2 separate regions of the Homo sapiens genome follow, and region 1 is linked to region 2. Evidence: chromatin loops called from intact Hi-C (ENCODE). Cell type or tissue: ascending aorta. All regions are shown on one strand. Each heading gives the region's core, and the rest is flanking DNA. Links, peaks and the distances in the headings are about the cores only.

Evidence for each region. Hi-C counts contacts between places; a loop is a spot of excess contacts. Peaks named below come from ENCODE experiments on the same cell type or tissue, not always from the same donor. Only the 100,000 strongest peaks of a DNase experiment are listed, where the experiment ranks them.
Region 1: it touches region 2 in a loop (2.8-fold over the local background); 3 of 110 quality-filtered maps call a loop at or near these places.

What each region holds. Positions count from the first base shown.
Region 1 is chr15:49,843,792-49,853,120 of GRCh38, forward strand. No RefSeq gene overlaps it. Among named protein-coding and RNA genes, the nearest start is that of DTWD1, 230 kb to the left of the region's middle. In ascending aorta, for the core only: no CTCF peak of the experiment used is centred there; a DNase peak (open chromatin) is centred at 3,733; H3K27ac peaks cover 1,876 bases.
Region 2 is chr15:49,984,385-49,993,713 of GRCh38, forward strand. It overlaps ATP8B4 (ATPase phospholipid transporting 8B4 (putative)), which reads right to left. Exons shown (of 28, transcript NM_024837.4): 10 at 3,007-3,165. Among named protein-coding and RNA genes, the nearest start is that of ATP8B4, 130 kb to the right of the region's middle. In ascending aorta, for the core only: no CTCF peak of the experiment used is centred there; a DNase peak (open chromatin) is centred at 5,227; H3K27ac peaks cover 2,500 bases.

The DNA.
Region 1 (9,329 bases), core at 2,303-4,802, 140 kb before region 2:
GTATGGTGTGGTCCAAATGATTTGCTAACATGGGGAAGAGGACATGCTTGTGTTCACACCCCCTCAAGCCCTCTTTGGATTCCAGCATGACTCATCAAACCATACCATGGCATGGCTAGGATCCAACCCGGTACCAGAAATGAAGGAAATGACCCTGCAGGACCCGCAGCCCCAGTTGATGCAGCTTCCTTGGATGACACAGGCCCCGGACATTACCTGGGGAATGCTGAAGAAGAAAACTCAGGAGGCTGAGCAAATCCTGCTCCAGACACAGACACCATTCATTCCAGATAATCTGTTCCTTGCTATGCTTTCTGTTGTACATTGCAAGTCTCACAGAGTATTAACCTTTCTTATTCTCTCACTCTGCCTGCAACCCGCACCTGCTACACTCTATTGGGCTCATCTCTTAGATCCATCTTTCTTCTGCCCTGTTACCTTGGCAGACACGCCCTTCCAGCCTCTAATAACATAACTGCTTGGCTGGGAGGGATTGAGTTGCCCCCGGTAGGGTCCCTCATTAATAACACACATTGGACTAAGGTGCCAGGTAACGCTACATATCACTTCACAATCCTCCCACTGTGTGTAAGTTATAAAAGTTCTAACCCTTACTGTGTACCTGCCCAAACACAATTATGGCTACATTATGGCAAAGGAAATACCTTAACATTCTCGGTTGCAGGTAGCCTCTCTAGATAAGCTTATTTACGTATGTCATCCAGAGACCGACCTTTGATCATCCGCATGCAAGACTGCTCCCTGCAAGGGGGAATGACAATGTTAATTACCCATAGATTGTGTTGGCTCCAGGCCTTTGACATTATACCAGTACTGAATAAATACAAGCAGCTCCGGCTTATTGGGGCTGCTGACTCTTCGGCCACCTAGTGCCAGGCAGTCCCCTAGTCACTCTTTCATGGGATACCTGTGTCTGAGTATTCCTTTCATCTGTCGCTCAGCCAGGGTCTGCAGGACAGACCTGGCAATGTTGAGTTGAAGCTCAGTTGAGGTCTAACAGGAAATCCTGTTTATAAATCACCAGAAGGACAGCATCATAGAGGACTGTTTTCTATAGGATTCTAAAGATGCTGATTTTCTTCCTGCAAGATGCATTTTTCTGAGAATGGCTATTGCCACCACACACTCACAGGCCAAGGACCCCTCCTTAAAACTCTGACAAACATGGGGCAACCCAGCCTACGTTGAAGAGATGAAGAAAGAGCTTGAGGACCAGGCACAAGAGCTTTGTCTGCTCCACCTCCTGGCTCTAGGCTCAGACGGAGAAGGTGGGGTGCCAAAAGAAATTCCTCACATGTTTACTACCTTCCTTCTAATTTCCTGTCCCCTCTGTTGTTTATTGAGTGAAAAAGGATGGCTGTCTTATAAGGAACATCAGATAGCCTACTTCAAGTCCACAGTGATTTTCAGGACTGGCATTTGCTATTACTTTATAGGTCTGGCCAATGCCTGGTCCACGAGAGAGGTGTTCACGACCAAGGTGAGAAGGTACCACTTGCTTACATTTTTTGCCTCTAGTGCAAGTACATTCACCTTGATTCCTCTCCAGTCATGTGGTTTGAGTTACTTTGGCCAGAAGCAGCAACTGAGGCCCAATCTGTGCTGTGCCCACAGGAAACTTCACAAAGGTTTACGTACAGAAGCATTTGGGGCCATGTCTGTCTTGGCTATGGGGACAGGTGGGGCTAAGCCGGCATCTCTGCTGTCAGTTGCCAGACTGCAGAGAGAGGCCCTTGCCTCCTTCCACAAGGTGTTTCCAATAAAGGGGACATATTTCCTTCGTTAGAAATAAACACAGACTGACAATATCATAGCATTTCTTGGGAAAAGAAGAAAACAGTCTTCAAACGTCCTCTGTAAGCTCCTCTGATGTGCATCTAGGTGGGGCTGGCATGGTGAGGAGAGAAGTGTATTATGAGAAAGCAAGAAAAGCACCCACACCATTCCATCACTAGATTTGACTTCCCAAACTAAAGAGGGTAGGATGACATCTGCTTAGCTACATCATAGGCCATCAAGGCTTGAAGAGACATAGGGTGCAACCTCCCTATAATGCTGATGAGGACACAGAGCCCAGGGAGGCTGAAGGATCTGACCACCTTACACAGCAGTCAGGGCAGAGCTGAAGCTACAACCCGCAACTTCTAATTTCAGTCCAGTGTATTTTCTGAAGTACTCCATTTCATCCAACCATCTCAACAATTGAACAAATCTGTTCATGTGTGGTTGGTGCTATAAGGCAATGGTTTTCAACCTACAGTCATGTTGTGAACCTCTGGGATATTTGAAAAATTACCAACACTTGGGCCTCATACCCTGAGATTTCAATTTCATAGGTTTAGTGTGAGGCCCAGCATAGACATTCTTAAGAGCTCTCCACTTGATAGTCACAGAGTTGAGAGCCATTACTTTAAGGAATATATATGGGAAATACTGGCACTTTCCTCTCCATTTTGCTGTGAACTTCACATTGCTCTAAAAAGATAATGTCTTGCCTGGGCGTGGTGGCTCACGCCTGTAATTCCAGCACTTTGGGAGGCCAAGGTGGGTGGATCACAAGGTAAGGAGTTCGAGACCAGCCTGGCCAACATAGTGAAACTCTGTCTCTACTAAAAATACAAAAAATTAGCCAGGCGTGGTGGCGGGTGCCTGTAATCCCAGCTACTCGGGAGGCTGAGGCAGAAGAATCGTTTGATCCTGGGAGACAGAGGTTGCAGTGAGCCAAAATTGCACCACTGCACTCCAGCCCGGGCAACACTGTGAGACTCCGTCCAAAAAAAAAAGATAAAGTCTTAAGAAATAAAATAGGAATATAAAGATAAAAATGACATGTTTCTAGGATCTCATGAGGAGGCAAACAAATACATAAATAACTTCCAAGCTAGGTGCTACAGAAGGTCCAAGAATAATATGAATATAAGTGTGATCCTGCCTGAACTATGCTGTCTATGGCCACAGGACTAATTTGTGTTAACTCTACTGTTTGTTCCACCAAGGCAAAGCTTACTTACCTTCCAGGCCTATCTCAAATCACACCTCTTCTATGGGCCTTTTTAACAAGACTCCAAAAACAGCTGGCATGCCTCTTCTCTAAACTTCTACACTACCCACAGGCCATAGGCAAACAATTTAGCACCAAATTATATATTATTTTCATTGTTACACTATAGTAATAGTGAAATGAAAGCTTCTACTTGTTCAGTGCATACCATGTGCCAGCCACCCTTTATGTTTTCTACACAGTGCCACCCATGCTCCCAGGAGCTCTATGATGCTGGTATTAATATACCCATTATACACATTAGGAAACTGAAACTCAGAGATGTCAAGTGCCTTGCCCCCAACCAGACAGCTGGTAAAGACATGAATTCAGGTATGCATGTCTCTAGACATGTTGCTTTGTATCAAATACAAATAATACTTCTTTATTATAGCACGTACTCCTGACATATTATTTTGCAAACTGTAAACTTCTTTGCTGTTCATTCACTTGTTTAATTCTTACTACAGCCCCACTATCAATTCTATTTGTGAGGGAATTAAGTCTAGAAAAATTAGATACAATTGCTCAAGATTCCATAGCCTGGCCAGGAACCCAGGTGTTCTATTCCAAGTGCAGGGCCATTTCACTGCCCACATATCCATGTGCCGGGCTCTGTTCCATGCTAACCTGAAGTCCCCTGAGAGAAAGCCTGTGTTTGATGCTGCTTCTGTATTTCCCACTGATGCCAGATATGCAGCCTGTTGCTTCATTAATTGATTTGCCAAGAAGTAGCAAGAATGTCCCCAAGACACAGCCAGACCCTAAGGACTTGAAGAATGAAACCACAGCAATTCTTTGGGGGCTGAAAATAACTGCTGAGAAGACATGACTGTGGGTTATTTTTAGTGCCATGAATAAGTTGTATTCTAGAAAAAACAAACAAAACTCCAACCTTTCAGTCACCATTTTTGAAGGAATGATTCTCAACTATCTACATCAACTAACAGAAGCAAACAGCAAAAGCGAAAGAAGTGACCTGCCCATGACCAAAGGATGGATCAGTGGAAGAAAGTCAACTTCCTTTCTCCTTCTCCCCCAAAAGTTTCCAATTTAAATCCCCAAAATCTCCAATTTAAATCCCAGTTATCTGTCTATGACACAACAATGTCTCTTTAGCCATATCCCATCTCGTTTCGTAAAGGATTCAAAGTAGCTTGCAACATGAATAGATATAATAAGCAATGATAAAATATAAACAAGTAAAGACTACCAAGGCTGAGGAACATGTAAATATAAGAAGTCAAGTCCAAGAAAAAATGCCTTATTAGTCAGAGAGGAAACTGTCTAAAGCCCAAAAGACTGCACTGCATTTAAAATAGATCTTCCATGCATGAGGTTTAGTTGATGAGGTATTTTTAGGGGCTCAGTCACTACTGTGGGTTTTACTCCTTGCCGGATATTGATCCAAAAGAATAATTGAAGCAATGAAACTATAGAATTTATCTCCAGGATGTGGTCAGCACACAATATTCATGCCTCCTTGGTTAAATAAGAGACGTGTTTTCCAAGTCTAATGTTGCCAAAAAGACCACGTCAGTGCTTTCTGTGGAATGGAACTCTTATTTCAACAGTAAGTCTGAATCATGACCATTTATTTATTTAACAGATATTGTGACAATAAATTATCTGCCAGGAACTGTGCAATGCATTGCTAATTCAAAGACAAGACATAGACCCTCTCTTACAGGACTTCTCTCTCTGGAGGAGCAGAGAGGCTTGTAAATATACAATAAGTAAAAACATAACAAGTATGATTAGAGAGGAATGCATAAGGAGTTGTAGAAGCAGGGATAGAGACAACCATGTCACTGAGGTTAGCAAGCACATCTTAACTTCTAATCTAACATCTTGTAACACATCTAGTTATAAGGATGCAGAGCTTCTGGGTTGGCAGAGGTGGGGTGAGCATTCTTAATTGAGTGGAACTGATAGAATCATAGAAGAAAGAACTTCCTTTTGTGACTTGCTGAACATCTCCATATTTCTGATTTGATTTTGTGGAGAAGTAAGGCAGACAAATGCAGCAGTGCCATCTCAAAAAGTGGCGGCCAGCAGGAATAGGACAGAGGAGTGTGAAGAAATGCTGTGGCAAGTATTTTGTCATATCCAGGTTAGTGAGACGAATTTCTTGGCAGTATAGGCATATTGTTCTTGGCAATTCTGTATATGGTAAAGGGAACTTCAGGATCCAAATCAACTTTCTGGCTGACTATGCATCCATTCAAACCACCTATGATCACATTTAAAACAAAAATCTAGCATCTCAAGAGAGATTTAAAATGGAAGGTTTCTTTGCCAGTGATCTGCACCAAAAACTGGAAGCCAGCAATCAAAAGTGAACAAGTGTTTCAAACTTTCAGGCCTCTGATGCCTGACTCAAAAATCTGAAGCATCCCCTTCCTGCTGACCCAGCTAAAGAATACTTTGGTGATCATACAAAAATATAATATTAATATACTATATTCATACTATAGTTATATATAACATTTTCAGATTATACATATTTATATGTATAAATATATATTTACATTTATATAGTATAGTATGAACGCTGAATAATTTATAAAATTATGATTGGCAAAAAGCAACTTGCTTAGAATTTACAGTGATTGATTATTTATATGTATAAATATATATTTATATAGTATAGTATGAATGCTGAATAATTTATAAAATTATTATAGGCAAAAAGCAACTTGCTTAGAATTTACAGTGATTGATTCCAGCATATGTATCTGAAGAAGCACCAAAGCAGGGGTCCATGGAAAATGGACACTTGCCTAGTGTTAGCTCAAGTCAGGTTCTGACTTTCTCCTGTAGAAACAAAAGCAGATAAGGTAACTTTCAAAGAAAATTCTTTTTTTTTTCCTTAAACTGACTCATAGCTTAGAAGTTGAGAAAATAAAGAAACAGCTAAGAAATATTGAAGGGTGTTGAATGTCTAAGGGAATCAGATAAAAAAGAAGAGCCTTAATAGGAAGTGTGCACATTTGTGACCAAAAATTAAGCTACCAGAAACTATGAAGAATGAATCCAGAAGTCTTAGCTAGAGAAATCATGCAAGAGAAAGAGATAAAAGGCATCCAAATAGGAAAAGAAGAAGTAAAATGATCTCTCTTTGCTGATGATATGATTCCATAGACAGAAAGTCCTAAAGACTCAGCCAAAAGGCTCCTGGAACTGATAAACAACTTCAATAAACTTTTAGGATACAAAATCAACACACAAAAATCAGTAGCATTTCTATACACCAAAAATGTTCAAGCTTTGAGAATCAAGTCAAGAACACAATCCAATTTACAATAGCCCCCCCAAAAATGAAATATCTAGGAATACATGGAATACATCTAACCAAAGAGTTGAAAGATCTCTACAAGGAAAACTACAAACACTGCTGAGAGAAATCATAGATAACACAAACAAATGGAAAAACATTCCATGCTCATGGATTGGAAGAATCAATTTCATTAAAATGGCCATACTGCCCAAAGCAATCTACAGATTCAATACTATTTCTATCAAGGTACAAATGTCATTTCCACAGAACTGGAAAAACGCTATTCTAAAATTCATATGGAACCCAAGAACAAGCTAGATAGCCAAAGCAATCCTAAGCAACATGAACAAAGCCAGAGGTATCACGTTATGTTACTTCAAACTATACTACAAGGCTACAGTAATCAAAACAGCATGGTTCTGCTACAGAAACAGACACATAGACCAATGGAAGAGAATAGAGAACCCAGAAATAAAGCTACACACTTGTAGCCATATGATCTTTGACAAAGACAACAAAAATATGCAATGGGAAAAGGACCCCCTATTCAATCAACAGTGCTGAGATAGAAGCTTTTGCTGTGCAGAAGCTCTTTAGTTTAATTAGGTCCCACTTGTCAATTTTTATTTTTAATTTTTGTTTATGGTGGATTTAATTTTTGTTTATATGGCTAGCCATATGCAGAAGAATAAAACTGGACCCCTACCTTTCACCGTAAACAAAAATTAACTCAAGATTGATTAAGGATTTAAAAGTAAAACCTCAAACTATAAGAATCCTAGAAGAAAACCTAGAAAACACCATTCTGGACATTGGCCTTGGGAAAGAATTCACAACTAGGTCCTCAAAAGCAATTGCAACAAAACCAAAATTGACAAGTGTGACCTAATTAAACTAGAGAGCTTCTGCACAGCAAAAGAAACTATCAACAGAGTAAACAGACAGCCTACAGAATGGAAGAAAATATTTGCCAACTATGCATCTGACAAAGGTCTAATATCCAGAATCTATAAGGAGCTTAAACAGCAGAACAAGCAAAAAACAAATAACTTCATTAAAAAGTAGGCAAAAGACATGAACAGACACTTCTCAAAAGAAGACAGACAAGTGACCAACAAACATGAGAAAATTCTCAACATCAGTATTTATAAGAGAAATGCAAATCAAAACCACAATGAGATACCATCACACACCAGTCAGAACAGCTATTATTAAAAAGTCAAAAAACAAATGCTGGCAGGGCCGTGGAGAAAAGGGAAGACTTATACACTGTTGGTAGCAATATAAATTAGTTCGGCCGCTGTGGACATACTTTGGAAGTTTCTCAAATAACTTAAAACAGAATTATCATTCAACTCAGCAACCCCATTATTGGGTATATACACAAATCATTCTACAAAAAAGATACATGCACTTGTATGTTTATCACAGCACTATGCACAGTAGCAAAGACATGGAATCAACCTACATGCCAATCAAGGGTGGATTAGATGAAGAAAATGTGGTACATATACACCATGGAATATTACATAGCCATAAAAAAGAAGAAAATCATGTCCTTTGCAGCAACATGGATACAGATGGAGGCCATTATCCTAAGCAAATTAATGCAGGAACAGAAAACCAAATTCCTCATGTTCTCCTTTATATGTGGGAGCTAGACATTGGGTACTCATGGATATAAAAATGGCCAAGAATAGACACCAGGGACTACTAGGGGAAGGGAGCAAGTGTTGAAAAACTATTGGGTACTATGCTCACTTCCTGGGTGACAGGATCATTCATATCCCAAACCTCAGCATTGTGCAATATACCTATATAACCTGCACATCTACCCCCTGAATCTAAAATAAAAGTTAAAATTAAAAAAAAAAAAAGACCAAATCTATGACCTAAGTGTCAACTAGAGATAGCATTGGGTTAAGAGCACAAGCCACTCCTGGGGTTTGAATCCCAGCTCTTCCATTATACGTCTCTGAGAAAGTTACTTAACCTCTCTGGGGTTTGATTCTTTCCCTTTAAAATGGGGAAAATAATGGTGCCTACCTCACTGGGTTGCTGTGAAGATTGCATTGAATGAGCTAATTATTATGAGGCTTAGCACAATACCCAGCACTTAGTAATCCTCACAATCCTTCAAGGAACATCTCATGATCCCCATTTTCCAGGTGGGTAAATGCACTTAGAGAAGGCATCTTTGCTAACAGTCCCACAGGTAACCGATGGACTTTCTAAAGTGTCAGCCATTCCCCTGGCTTCTCCTTCCCCTCCTTCTCCTAGGTGGTCAAACTATACAGAGTATAAATGTTCTTTCACTTTTTTCCTACGACTCAATCTGTCCCATGACTTTCTCTCAAATATTCCCCTTTCCCAGCTCCCCATGATGCTCAAGTCCTTTCTTTTACTATGAAAACATTTTTTCTTTGTTGCTGGATTTTGTTCTCATCAATTCTTTTATGCCAAGGACATTCGGGACTATCCCATACTAAGAAGTGGTGTTAGAGAAATCCCCTTGACTATTTGGGTATCAGTTTGCCATTCTTTGGAAATTATTCTCCCACCACCACCTTTTCCTCAGTTTTTATTTTTTCATATTTTTTCAGCCTCAAGGTACTCCTTCCCAGATCTAGACAAGGTCCCCAAGGAAGATCAAAACATTTTTGAGGTCAGGAACTATTCCAACTCACACTATCTAGACTACAGACTAATTTAAAGACTACAGACAATCAACAAAAGCTGCTATTTAACTCAAAGGACAGAACAACTATTTTCAAATATTTGAGGAGCTGTCACATGAGAGATACTTATTCAGTCTCTTTTGCAAGGGCAGAGGCAAACAATGCAGGGTAATGATGGGGAAACAGACCTCAGGTCAAAAGAAGAAGGAGATTCCTCACCAATGGAGCTGTTCGAAGGGAGCTGGCTTCGTTGAGCTCATGAGCACTGCATCATTGGGAACATCTGAGCAGAGACTGAATGCCATCTGCA
Region 2 (9,329 bases), core at 3,964-6,463:
TATAAAAGAACTCTTTACAAAAAGCATAGGTGGGATTATAGGGGAAACAAAAGGTTAGTGCATTAACCAAGGGCATGTAGCAAGCAAGCTGTTTCTCCACCTGAGCCAGAAGGGATGAAGGGAAGGAATGGCTACTGGACCCTAAGGGAAAGAGGTGACAGGAATTTGCAGCCCTTAGAGTAAGAGTGGCCTTCTGTTGATAGATCTGGCCAGCCTGAAGTTAGCACACAAGAATGCAGCCTGGAGGAGTAAATACCTTGATCGTAATCTCCTTCTTCCTTTTGATCTCTTCCTAGGGATCCCCGAGACAAAGCCCAACCAGAAGCAGAAGTACAAGGTAACCTATTAGTATAAACCATACAAATAAGCCTCCTAGGGCAGAAAGAATGGTAGAAAAAGGTGAGAGGAAATCTGGAGAGCAAACAGAAGACATCTAGGACAAAAATGCAGTGTGCACTCAAGATGGTACAGACTCCTAGAGACTGTTTAAATGAATATAATTCCTGCCCTCAGAAACAAGATTTTCTCCTCTCTTGAGCATAAAGAAGGCATTACCAGGGAGGTGTAGCCTAGCTGTTAATATATATTAGAACTTCATAAATTATAGGTTTGTAAAGCAAATCATATCTGTGTCATCTATATTCATTGCACAATTCCTAGTGGTAGGTATAACTAGAGTAATAACACAGAAAGAATACTTAATAATTCATTTTGGATTTTTTTTTTTTTTGAGATGGAGTCTCGTTCTGTCACCCAGGCTGGAGTGCAGTGGTGCAATCGCAGCTCACTACAAGCTCCACCTCCCAGGTTCATGCCATTCTCCTACCTCAGCCTCCCGAGTAGCTGGGACTACAGGCGCCTGCCAACACGCCTGGCTAATTTTTTGTATTTTTAGTAGAGATGGGGTTTCACCATGTTAGCCAGGATGGTCTCAATCTCCTGACCTCGTGATCCACCCGCCTCAGCCTCCCAAAGTGCTGGGATTACAGGCGTGAGCCACCGCGCCCAGCAGATATTTTTCATTAGACCTAGGTGTTCACCTGGAACTAGTTCCCCAACTAAATGTCTTAAGACTTAGAGGTTTTGTGACATCCATTTGTTCATCTCCGACACGGACGAAGCCAACCACTAATTCTTCTGTTTGCCAGCATTCTAATTAAGCTTTCTGCTAACATTTGTGACCAGACTAAAGTCAATGCAGGCATGCTCTGCTTTACAAACATCCAGTTGATAAGGTCTCCTGCAAGTGAACACTGTGGCCAAATCACAAAAGAAGAAGGTGTTCCTCTCTCCCTGCTGCCTGCTGCCAAGGTCCAGAGAGCAGTAAGTTTTTCCAACTCTCAGCCTAGAGAGCAGGCTGGGTGCTCTGAATTAAATTTGAAAGAAGGGAAGCAGAAAAGGAAGGAAAATAGCATTTGTCAAGCATCCTTTTCCGTATGCATTATCTCACTGAGCCTTTAAAATGACCCTAATGTACTCATTATTATCCCCATGTTACAGCAGAAAAAAAGTAAAGCTTCCGAAGTTTAAGTAACCAAAGCTTACAGTCCTACAGCTGGTAAAATAATAATAACAATAAATAAAAAATAATAATAAATCCAAACTCAGGTCTGCCCAATCCAAATTCTGTGAACTTTCTGTTACACTTCCTTGGAGGGAGACCTATTCAACTTACCAACCAACTTCCTTGTTTTTCAGAACATTTTCCCACAAAGAAACCTTACAAAGAAGAACTTGGCCTCTCAGCGGTTCACAACAACTGCCCTAGCATGAAACGTTGTAGCTGAACTAGAGTCCTGAATTAGCCATTCCAAACAAGGTCACGGAAATGCAAAGTTTGGGACTATATCCCATCCATAGGATGAAGCACCTCCATCTCTATGATGACAGGAAGCAAATCAGGAGGGTATTTCCCATCAGAAGACCATGAAATTTCCCTATCATTAAGTAGGAAGATAAAGGAATGTTCATGGTCAAGCCTAGCTCTCTTTTTCTCTGTGTAATGAAATATATGATCATATGTTTATTTCTCCAACTAAAATGTAAAAGCGCATATACTGGCTCATTTCTAGGGATTTCCCAAGTCTTTACAATGGCAATGCCCCAAGCGGCAAGAGCACTGCTAACACCAACAGCTGACAGTATTTAGAGGAATTGGGAGAACGTTTCTAGGTTTGGAACACTTTTAAGACTTTAATGAACACTTTGTTGTTGTTGAGGAAGGTCAGTTAAGAAAAACATTCCAATTTTGATTGCACATAGTCAAGAGGCCCAAAACACATCTTAATTTGGTGTCACAATAAACAGGACTTTTAAAATCAAGGGCTGGCAATTGAAGCCATGAGTACAATTTGAGTGGCTTTATGAAATGATGCTACTGTAAGCTTTCTTAGCAAGAGAGGGCCACCTCGGGCCTACAGAAATAAAGCAGAGAAAAGAAATTTGGTGGGCAAGAAGAGTAAGAGGCACCTCCTCCCACCCCACCCACCCCCATCATGCACAGTCTTTCCAGAACCCACTCTCCTATTTACAAACAGTGGAAAAAGCTATGGAGTATAAACAGAAATGATTACAGGATCAAGAAGCCTTTTCCAAATGGTCTGCTTGACCTTTGCAAACTACAAAATTAACTGCACAGCCAGGAGCTTTCTTTCATACTCTTACCCACTTTAAAGGCAGATTCATACATAAAATGACAAAGGTGATTAAGATGGGGTTAATGAAGAAAAATTAAGCAGTAGGTATCTAGCACCCACTGTCTAGTTAAAGCTCCAGCATCCTTAAGAATAAGATGTCAGTAGTTCCTCATACAGCAGGGGCCACCTGGACTATTTTCAGAGCAATAGTGTTTTCTCCTGGCATCCTACAATCTTAAGTCAACTCCAGAGCACGACTTTGCATGGAATGAAAGCACTGCGCTCATCAGAACACAGAGAATCATAGACTGTGCTGGTGTACGTTGCAGGAAAGGTTCCCACAGAGCTGGCCTTGGGTCACATGCTGTACCTGCAAAAATAACCATTCCAAAACACCAGCTGGTATTTCTCAGGATGCAGCCTCTCAGGATTATCTTCTCATTGTTGAGGGAATGCTTGCTGTCTTTCCAAGAAAGGATTCCCATGAATTTATCTAACTTGTTGTTAGGCACCTCACAGACAACAATCCCTGGAAAATAAAAAAACAAAACAAACCTCTTTATGACTCACCCAAAATTCTCTTCAGAAGCCCACAGCACTGTTTTACCACTGTTTCCCTCTCCTTTAGACAGCCTGGGGTTACATATAAAGAATTGTGCTAGAAAAAAATAAGCTGGGAGGTAGAAAAATGGAAAGCCATCAACTATTTTGAAACACAGTTTTCTGTACTGTCCAAATAAAAATAGAAAAAACAAATAATAACAGAAACCTTAACAGCCATGGGATATTTTTTCCTTAAAAAAGAAAAAAAAAGCATATCTTTACTTCCGGTTTGTAACAAATAATTTTTGAAAAGATAAAGCAGTGACTGTCCTAAAAGTTTCTCTTATTCCATCTCTTTTAGCTAAATGTGAACTTTTACACAGTTTAAAATAGCATACTTCTAGTCTCACAACAAAAGTTAACCATCTTTCTGACCTCACAATCAGGATTTCTGAGGTCCTACTGTATTCCACCAGAAAGAAACCTGGGCCTTGTTTGCCACATGAGTCTGAGAATGCGTGTGATTCCTTTCAGCTGTTCTATGCTTCTTATCTTGATTAGATTCAGAGTTCTGGGGACTCTCAAAGGCACCATATAACTTGCCCCTAACTGGCTAGAAGATGTTTCTAGTTTCTTTAATTCCAAACCAAGGGCATGCCCACTCCAAATCAACGAATCAATTCGTTCCATTATTTCAATATGAAAATATACATTCAGGATGAGGGTTCTCTAGATAGAAAAAGAAACCACAAATAATCTTTCACGGACCCTGCCACAAAACATAACTATTAGATTAATATACATATCCACTGCAAACAGGTAAGGTTAAATTTTTTATATATAATGAGTACAAAGACGTGAAAGAACAGAATGGAGGGAGAGAGGGACAGAGGGAGGAAGGAAAAAAGAGAGGGGAGATATGAAAAAGGAAGCTGTGGGTAGATCCAATCAGGGTTTGAGCCAGAGTCAGGGGTGAGATTAGTACCTACAAAGTTCTCTCTCTCAAAAACAAACAAACAAAAATACATTTACATTTAATCAGAATTCAAAAGAGCAAGTTGGAACATAAAACATAGCATTTGGAAAATAAAAAGGGGACTGTATCTTTAGCGCTGATTAAAGAGAAAGGGGACCACGTCAGCCTAGAGATCCTCTATATTACACTGACTCCATCCACTCTTCAAGCTGCCTTCTGAACTTAAAAGAGGCTTCTTAGGGGGGTCCCCTTTCTCCCTAGGATGCTCCCTTTAAAACTACTAAACAGAGGTAACAGCAACCAGTTGCCACATGGCCACGTCACTCCTGACCAACCATTTCACTAACAGACCTTGCATTAAAAAAGCAAAAGCAAATAAAACTGTGAAAGGAATGAGGGACTTATGTCCTCAGGGCTGCTTTTCCAACCTCCACCTGTCTTTCCCCAATATAACAAAAGTACTGCCTGAAGCCTCCCCACTTAGGCACTCACTGGCAGTTTCCCAGACATCCCTATTTCCCACTGCTAAATAGAGACTGCTGGCAGGAGGATTTGGATAAGACAAACAACCTTGCCAAGGGAAGGGGCTGAATTCTGGTTAGCTCCGTGATAGCCTATCACTGATAGTAAAAAGTAAATTAAAACTGATTTAAACTGGCTCAAGTTGTTTGGACAACTATGTTGTAGATGAGGAGACATTTTCTAAATCCCTGAATTCAGTATCTTTTTTTCTTGACCAATAATTTTCATTCTGAATTGTAAAATCTTGAATTGGCTATCACCAGCAAAATCTACATAAAATAACAGGTTGACAGCAACGCTTGAAGTTTATTCCAGATTCTTGACCCAAGACTCAATTTCTCAGGCTTCAAACCTAGCCACTTAAAAAAAAAAAATGTGCTTTGGGCAAAAACAACATGATATGCAGTCCCTGCCAAAAGGAATATAAAAAACAGGTTCATTTGATCATTTCTATTGTCATAAGCAAAGACTGACATGGAGGCAAATACAGCCTTAAACATGTTGGCTTGCCCCTCCCTGACCTCACACCAAGGGTGTGGTTCTAGACAGGAACAGGGAGTAAGGCCAAGGGGTACTGCCTGGGTTCTTGGAGGCTAAGCCCCAATTCAGCCTTTCTCAAAGAGTGTGGTCTCGGTGATGTAAGTTCTAAATACAGGCCCCAGTCAAAACAAAATGGTGGGAACAAAGCCAAACTACATTTGTTTTTATCATCAGAAGTGCTCGGCTTCCCCTTTTTAAGCTCTATTAGCATAAAACACACACTTCCCAATTTCTTTTGTACCACTTTCGAAAAGGGATGAACAGATTCCTTTGAAGGGAGCACTGTATTCACCTCTGTATTCCTATAACCTATTATACTATCTACATAATAGGATCTTTGTCGAAGAGATGGATAGAAAAAATTTCAGATGATTTCGAGAGAGGTTAAGAGATGAGATGGATATTAGAGCAGATCTAAGAAAAACAGAAAAAGTGGGTATATTTCCATGATAGTAATAAAGGACTAGAAAATCAAATAGCCCAGGCACAACAGCCGGGGCTTAGTTTGGCCTAAATCTAAAGGGAGTCGAGTAGATCTGAGAGTACTGAAAAAAGGTGAGAGCATTAAAGTGCATTAGAAGCAACCAAAATGAGAGCCTAGCCATGAAGCATAACAAGGATGAGGGGAAAGCTCTCTTAGGACCCTTCTTCTTTTTGCTAGTTGAATCAGAGAAGAGAAAGAGGCAGTAAATGATCAGTTTGACAATCGATGAGGAAACAGTTAAGGAAAAAATCGCATCATTTCTCACATAGTCATTTACTGAATACATGTTTGGAGCACAAAGTCATCTTTAATGGGCAATAATAAAGCTGGAAGAAAATCACGTCAATAATGAAGTGTAAATACAATCAAACTAGCTGGTCATATCTGTTTGCCCCTCTGAAGAGAAGACATGAAAGCAGATTGCAATTTATCCATTTGACAATCACACAGAAATGCTCTAGACCCATACTGAAAAAAATCTACAGGATCTCATTCTGGACCTTCTTAAGCATTCTAGATTTAGTCAGCTGGATCGTTGGTTAATTACCAACTTGACAGACTTCTCGAGCTAAGTATTTACCTCAAAGTGAAAGTCTGTAGTTTATCATAAAAATGGAACTCAGTGCCCAATAGTCTATGATTTTCCAGAGAAGCTGGCTTCATCTCTTCCTATACATTATTAATAGAAATAGTTCTTGATTATCTGTACTGCAACTCTTCCATAAGACAAATCATCCAGCAAATAAAACATCAATATTGCTGTTCAAGAATTTCTCTAGCCAAGAGTTTTTTTAGCGTTTTAGAGATTGCCCACTAGTGTTTGCCCTGATGATTGTGACAAATACTTATTTTCTTAGAAAGAAGTATGTCACCTTCCTATTTTCTAAAGCTTCTTTACTCTTCAACTGTCAAGGCTCACCCATCCATCATTACCACCATAATGGCATGTCGGCACCAGCAGTAAAGAGGGAAATTATTCTTCACGCCTTTACATGGAATCTATGCCTCATGAGTCAGCTGTGCTGTTGGGTTGTGCTCCAGTCCAGGTGAATAGGAAAGCTATCTGGTAAGCAAAAAAACTCACAAGATGCTAACCAAGCTATTTTTTTTAACCAAAAAGAGATGCTTATTTTTCCATGTTTTAATTACACACATGCTATTCTTTAGAAAGAACCACAAAATATACAAGGATTCCTGAATAAAGAGTCAACCTTTCCTCGGTTCAGAATTCAGCATTAACAGTCATACAAAATATGTAAACTTGTCAGGAGTTGCAGAAAACAGATCTCAGTTCAGTCAGTAACAATATGCAAAAGATTCTTAAACACATTTCGACAATTTACATCCGGGGTTTTCCCCAAGGAATAAGAATGTCCAGTTTACATAATAATAATTGACAAGTATTTCAGTTACTTGTTTATAAAAGCTTTTCAATTCCCATAAGACTTTAACATGAAAATCAAGGCCCAATCTCTTTTTATATTATATTTGATCTATAATATTAGATCAAGTTATGTATCTTTTCTTACAAAATTCAAGAGACCATAAATCATTTTTTCTGATGTTTGAAATGTATAAAAATATTTTCATGAGAACTTTTCAAATAAATGGATTTACCTGCCAAAACCCAACTCTCTTGTGTGCACTGGTCTCTACATTTGGCCAAGTCTTCTATAAACTCTTATCAGGGATCCTGACATTCAAAATCACTGAGAACATTGCTACGTTTTAAAAATATGATGACCTCATCCTTGTGCTGGATGGACTTGATCTCTGGTAATTAATTTCGTACCTTTGGGTTTAGAATATTTTAAAATTTCATTTATTTCCCTAATCAAGAGCTAAGCTCTTGTGCTAATTTTCCCTAACCCTCCAATGCTGTCTTTCTACTTTGGTTTACAACCTGGGGTTTTGTGTCCTTTTGTGTCCTTTGTAAAATAGGCTTTGCCAGAAGTCCAGGGTTCATAGTCTGGCTTCTCCACTTAACAGCCATATGACACTGGGAAAGTTAATCAATTTACCTGGGTCTCTTTATCCATAAATTGAGCTAACAATAATCTCTTCCTTCAAGAGCTGTAAGGGTTTAACAAGATAATGTGTGCAATTACTCAGCATGGTGCCTGGTACATAGTGAGTTCTTGCTCACATATCAGCATCATGTTTAGGGCCTGAGAACTTTAGGGCCTTTACCTTATCAAAGGCTTCTTTAGGGATGAGCCCTTGTTCAAGTCTGTCTTCTCCCCTGGGAAATAAGCTCTATAAAAGTAAGGCCTGAGCCTGACTTATTAACCACTGTATCCCAGTCTTAACAAATCCCTTGGCCTTGTGTTAAATATACATTTGCTGAATGAATAATGGGTGACTGTATGTATGGATGAAAGAAATAAGTCCACCAGAAAGACACTATCTTTGAATATAGATGCAAAAGTGAGGAGGCAGAGAGACTTACCAGAGACATCCTGAGATTTCAACCCATCTCAGTTCTGACCCTATGTGTCCGAAACCTGGAGTCCCCAGTGGGAACTTCTCTGGGGATAGGAGTGGGAAATTCAGGTCTTTAGATACTTGGAAGATGTGCTTTTATGATTCAAGGACAGAAAATTGTAATTTGGTGCTAGAGAAAGTATTTTGGCAAGTCTCAGAAGAGGAAAACACACAGTAACCAGAAGCAAAAATAATGCCATACCCAGATTTGCCCAGAAGTCACAAATTAAAACATGTACTTAGCACAGACAGAACATGGTAAAGAGTGTGCCTCCCATATCTTCTCATCGATTATACCTTGCCAAAGCTAGCCAGGGCATTGCCAAACATATACAATGTTGATATCCTATTTTAATTTAAACTAAAGGATGCAATATCTAGTTTTGATTCCCATGAGTCAAGAAAGTCTTTTTCCAATCACCAGAGGAAAACCTGAAATCTACTGATATTTCATTAGGACAAAGTTGAATAAAGAAGACACAAAAAAGGGAGTAGAAAAAGAACGAGGAGCAAAGGATCAAAAGAACCTTGGTAATATATGGAGAGATCATTTATAATTCTACATACTTTGTTTTGCATCTTGTACTTAGGAGGTACTTAATAAACAGACTTAAACTAATATGGAGAGAGTGATAAAAACAAAGATAAAGAATGACAGAAAAGTGACACTGCAGGTGGAGAAAATAGCTAACAAAAAGAAGTGAAGGAAGACGATGAGATGAGAACAGTAAGCAAGAATACAGGAAGGAAAGAAAGGAAAGAAGAATGGTGAAATGGAGTAGTTAGAAAACCATGTGCTGATAGTAGTGTGTGTGTGTGTGTCAGAGATATTAAAATTGAAATGTGTAAATTAGGGCTTGGAAAGAAGTGATGGAGAAAACAATCGAAGGCCAAGGAAAGCAAGAGCAATCGTGGGAAGGATTTAGGGCTTATTAACTGTCCTAACTCTTTCAAAGACTTCCATGCCGCACCTTGCATCATCCTCTTGGTCTTTAAATTTGGCTGCTAACTGGGGGGAATCTAATTTGTATATTGTTTCTAATTTATTTTCCCTTAATTCGTCTATTCATTCTTCTGATGTTTTCTTAGAAACAGGAAATTATATTTTTACTTATTAGAATAAACCCATAAAACTCCCTGTTGC